2 separate regions of the Mus musculus genome follow, and region 2 is linked to region 1. Evidence: chromatin loops called from intact Hi-C (ENCODE). Cell type or tissue: left cerebral cortex. All regions are shown on one strand.

Region 1 (2,500 bases):
GTTCACACTCAGTGGGAAAAGGGATTGGTTTTGCTTTCAGGAAAGTGGGGTGTTGTTCCTCAAAAAGGACTGGACCACTTTATAAAGGGAAACTACGTGGCTTCTGTCTAGTAAAAAGAAGAACAAACAAATAAAATAAAATAAAATAAACCTATTCAGGAAACTTCCCAATTTGGTGCATTGGTCTACAGAAGTGACTCCATAGCCTTGGAATAAAAAACACCGCGACTCCTCCTTGCCTGCTGCCAGAAACCTCACAGTGTTGGACTTCTTAATTCCAGTCTTGTATTTTTCATACAAGGGACTCCTCATCCAGAGCATTCACCTTTGTCCCCTTCCCTTTCCACCCCATCTCCTGAAGAAAAGAACCCCAAGCATCACCCCCCAAGAACTTGCTTTCTTGCATAGACTGGCCGGTGGGGGATGGGTAATGGGAGTAAAGATTTGTGATTCTTACATCTTTACTAATCACGCAGCATGGAGGGGGTGGGTGGGGCAAGACACGCAGAGATTTCAACCCCGGTACATTAACACTGGATGATTTAATTCAGTGTGAATAAAAAAGGCAAGAGCTGGAAACTGGGAAGAACAGAGCCAGGCTGAAAGGAGGGAGGGCAACACACACGCGCGCACGCGCGCGCGCTCACACACACACACACACACACACACACACACACACACACACACACACGGTTCTCAAGGCCGAGTTCCAAAAGCTCAGCGGGCAGGCGGCACCTTGATGTACCTTTTGAGGATCAGGGTGCCTTTGGGAGGTGAGGGGGATGGGGGTCAGCTGCGCAGGAGCCTAGGGACGTAGGGCGACTGCGCACGGGGAGCGCGCCCCTCAGGTTGGCCTGCTTCCGCTCCCTACCCGTCCTAGTCGCTCGCTCTCCTGCCAGCCGGCGGACCCTCACTGCAGCTGACATCATTGCCAGAGAAGGAGGGGCGGCCCACGTGAAAAAGACCCCAGCACGAACTGCGTTCCCTCTGCTCGCTCTCTGAGGCTCTAGCGAGCCGCTTGGCGAACTCAGCGCCCTGGCGGCGGCGCCGGGACTTGAGCTGGGCGCGGCAGTTCTTAATTTAGCAGCAGGAGAAAGGTAGATTTAGACCTTGGCTCCTTCATCTCCTGGTTCTTTCTCAAAACCGCCCGCACACTGTCAGTTCTGCCTCGGATGAACCAAAGACAAGAAAGGTGAAACACGGACACACTATCAGTTACTTTCCCAAGCTTTCAAAAGCTTCCCCCCGCACAAAAACACAGGCAAAGACAGCCCTGAGGCTAGAGCCTTGGCCGTGGGAATTTGTGAATTTGTTTCAAACGTGATTAAAAGTGCACATCTTCCAAAGTTGCAGAGGCGCCAACCAGCGCATCTCCCCAACTCCTTTATTCACTCTTGAGTCACACTTGTTTTACTCACTTTTTCTCTTCCTTTTTCTCTTTCTTTCCTTTTTTTTTTTTTTTTTGTTTTGTTTTTTGAATGACAAGTAAGACACCTAGCATTTTCACCCTTTTTTGGCGTTACACTGTGCTGTGTTCAGAATTATCTGCCTGCTCCTCAGGTTGTTTGCTGGTTGCAGAGCTAGTACCACACTCAGGGGTCCTCTGTCCCCATTACTCTCCTATTTTTTTGCCCCGTTGCCCATGGCCTAGATTCTCAAACACTTTTTTCACACTGGGTCCATTGTAAAGAAACAGCCCCCAAGCTGATATAAATCTGCCTTTGGAAAGTTTCCTCACAGTAAGGGAAAGGACAGCGTTATGTTTTTTTTTTTTTTTTAATTTTTTTCCTTCATCATTTGCTTCTGTTACCCTTTAATTTTCTTTATTATTTTTTTCTTTTGTACTAGACCCCCCTGCTCTCCCTGATTTACGTTGTTAGTGGGTGCCGCAATGGCGCAAGTTTGGACTCCCAGCCCCCCTGAGACATTTTGGAAGGACACCCCGCTCGCAGAGGCGAGTGCCCGCCTGGAGGCGCGCGCTCACATACTCCAAGCACACATCCCAGTGCCCCACACCCCAAGCCGCAAAGGCAGCTAACCTAGTGGAGCCTGGAATAAATCAGAGGCAGCAAAGGGGCCATCTTCACTCAACCCCTAAAAAGTCTTTCCTTGGGGGAGACACAGAAATGGATCCTGCCATGCACTCTGGGACATTGACACCCCAGGGACTAGTAGCTTTGTGACTGCGCTCACAGAGTAGTGTCTCCAACTGGAGGTATACTGTTGCTGCGCTCTTCCAAAGTCTCTAAAGCAATGTAGCCGTTTTTTAAAGTCACCTTTTCCAATGAAGCTCTAAGCAAGAGACATTTTTTGGGGGGAAAGGGGGCCTTTCTTTACAAGCTCTAGGAAGATCCTTCCTTTGTGGAGGGAACTGCTTTTTGATTCTCTCTTGAAAAACGCCAGGTATTTATGACATAGGTGGGCGTTCTTTTGGCTAAGGAATTCCGAGTCATTTCTCTAGAGAATAGAGGAACCCTTTTATGTTGGGCTTGACTTTGTA
Region 2 (2,500 bases), 1.9 Mb before region 1:
AAGTACTATCTATAAGATGCCCTAATTAGAATAAATGCTCTCTCACCATTTATTTGAGATTTTGGTCCAATATTTAACATAAATGTGAAAAAATCTCATTAAAAATGGCCTCTGTTAAGAACATGAAATGTTGACTTTATCTACAGCTTTGGAATAAACAAAGGGAAAACAGTGAAATCCTTAATCTAGAGATGGATAAGGTGCCCTTTTGCCTCAATTTTTTGTGTTACTACTTTTCAAGCTCATATATTACAACGTTAATGATAGAAAACAAACTATCAGATAGCTACATTTATCTCACTTAGATTTAAAGGTAAATACTAGCTCTACAACTGTATCCATAAAAAAAAAAAAAAAAAAAAAAAAAAAGGTCATCCCCGCAGACAGGAGGGTTATAATAGAATAGAATATTTGTAGTTATCCCTTAGCATCTCCTCCATCTATTTTTTCCAGCTATGTGTAAAACTGGAAAATTGTAATTTTTTCCAACATACCTCTTTACTGTTGTTTTTATGTCACTAGGAAAGACAATTGTCCATAATTGTTCTTTCTATGGGGTTGCAAATCTGTTCAGCTCCTTCAGTCCTTTCTCTAACTCTTCCATTGGGAACCCCATGCTCAGTCCAATGGCTGACTGCAAGCATCTACCTCTGTATTCACCAGGCTTTGGCAGGGCCTCTCAGGAGACAGTTGTATCAGGCTCCTGTCAGCAAAGAACTTCTTAGCATCCACAAGATTTTCTGGGTTTGGTTACTGTATATGGGGTGGATCCCCATTTGGGATAGTCGCTAGGTGGCCTTTGCTTCAGTCTCTGCTCCACACCTTGTCTCTGTAACTCCTTCCATGGGCATTTTGTTCCCCCTTCTAAGAAGGACTGAAGCATGCACACTTTGGTCTTTTTTCTTCTTGAGCTTCATGTGATCTGTGTATCTTGGGCATTCCAAGCTTTTGGGCTAATATCCACTTATCAGTAAGTGAATGCCATGTTTTTTCTTTTGTGATTGAGTTACCTCATTCATTATGTTATTTTCTAGTCCACCCCATTTGCCTAAGATGTTTCACCACTGAAGTGACTTGACCATGTCTTTCCCTCAGGTTTTACAATGTGCAGTAATTATAAGTTACCAATAGGTGGCAATATAAGATAAGGAAGTTGATTAACAGGCAAAATTGTGAAATAGCCCTTTGGAAAATAACCAAGGTAAGGCAAATTCAGAAATTAAAAAAAAAAAAAAAACGTGAAAATTGCATTTAATTTTATTCTCCTAGTTAGATAGGAGGAAATCATAGATTTCCTTCAAGAGAAACATTCTGAGATACGATGATACACATGATTTTCAACAATTAATAGTAGTAGTACAAGCTAGTCAGTTCTTCAGTCATTATATTGCAATTTAAATTTGTACCAAAGGTAGAATTGTTCAAACATTTGTGTGGAATTTCCTCCATTTACAACATGTTAGGCTTTTGAACATGTAGCAAAATAAAATGAAAACACACACATACAAAGATGGAGGTGACAGCTTTGACATCCAAAGAAATGACTTATAAGCTAAGAAATACAGACAACTAACAATTTCAGGATAATATAAGTTCCTTCCTTCATGTGTAGTTTGGAAAATGTGCACTCAGTTTGCCTTCGGTTTATATTTTATTTTATTCTTCCCTGTCTACGAATTTGTTATTTGTTTTTAAGTGTCCAATAAACAGTCCAATTTTGGGGTGAATTTCAAGCTATTTCCCAGAAATAGAAAATACATAAGATGGACTGCCTACATGTATTTGAAGTTCACTTCCAGCCTAAATTTTAAACAATAACGCCATTTAATTGAAAAGAATCCTAACAAAACATATTTCATGCAGGCAGCTATATATCAACAATGAAAAGCATTCATTTATGACAAATATCAATAAAAAGGAAGCCTTAGCCTAAATGTTACTTTGTAGATCTGACTCTGTGATGTTGTTAATGTAAGAAAGTCATCTTCTTTTACTTGGTATGACTTTTCAAATAGCTATTTTCTTTCTTGCTTGTTTTCTTTTTTCCTTTTGTTATATACAATAATATGGTATGAAGAAGAAAAAAATAATTTAAAACAACTCAAATAATTGTTTAACATTCATAATCTTCTAAAAATAGCCCCAGTCCATTTTTATAAGAAAGCACATTTAAAAACAAGTATTTTATCAAGTTTTGGAAAGACATATCAGAATGTAAAGGCCTCTTGTGGTTTTATATTCTCGATTCTTTAGGCACTTGGTCTTGCGCGATTACTCCCTTGGAAAATTGAATTGAGGTGAATTGGGGAGACTATTTTAGTTCATTCTCTATTTCTCAAGGCATTAATCCTCAGAGGACCCATTCTGTTCCAGGAGCCAAAAAGAAGAGTCTCCTGTATAAATGGCTTTCCTTTGCCTATCCCCTCTCTACCTGTCCTACTACGAGTAGTTTATTGGAGATAGATATTGGTTTTTGTTTGTGTGTTCTTCAGGATTATAT

Evidence for each region. Peaks named below come from ENCODE experiments on the same cell type or tissue, not always from the same donor. Only the 100,000 strongest peaks of a DNase experiment are listed, where the experiment ranks them.
Region 2: a loop joins it to region 1, with 11 times the contacts of the local background. A loop is called at or near these places in 3 of 42 quality-filtered maps.

Annotation. Positions count from the first base shown.
Region 1 is chrX:120,291,436-120,293,935 of GRCm38, reverse strand. All of the region lies in intron 1 of Pcdh11x (protocadherin 11 X-linked), which reads right to left. Among named protein-coding and RNA genes, the nearest start is that of Pcdh11x, 2.4 kb to the right of the region's middle. In left cerebral cortex, CTCF peaks have their summits at 1,043 and 1,964; DNase peaks (open chromatin) are centred at 845, 1,052, 1,998, 2,404 and 2 more places; H3K4me3 peaks cover 2,417 bases; H3K27ac peaks cover 520 bases.
Region 2 is chrX:122,164,016-122,166,515 of GRCm38, reverse strand. No RefSeq gene overlaps it. Among named protein-coding and RNA genes, the nearest start is that of Nap1l3, 230 kb to the left of the region's middle. In left cerebral cortex, a CTCF peak has its summit at 1,136 (motif pointing right); a DNase peak (open chromatin) is centred at 971.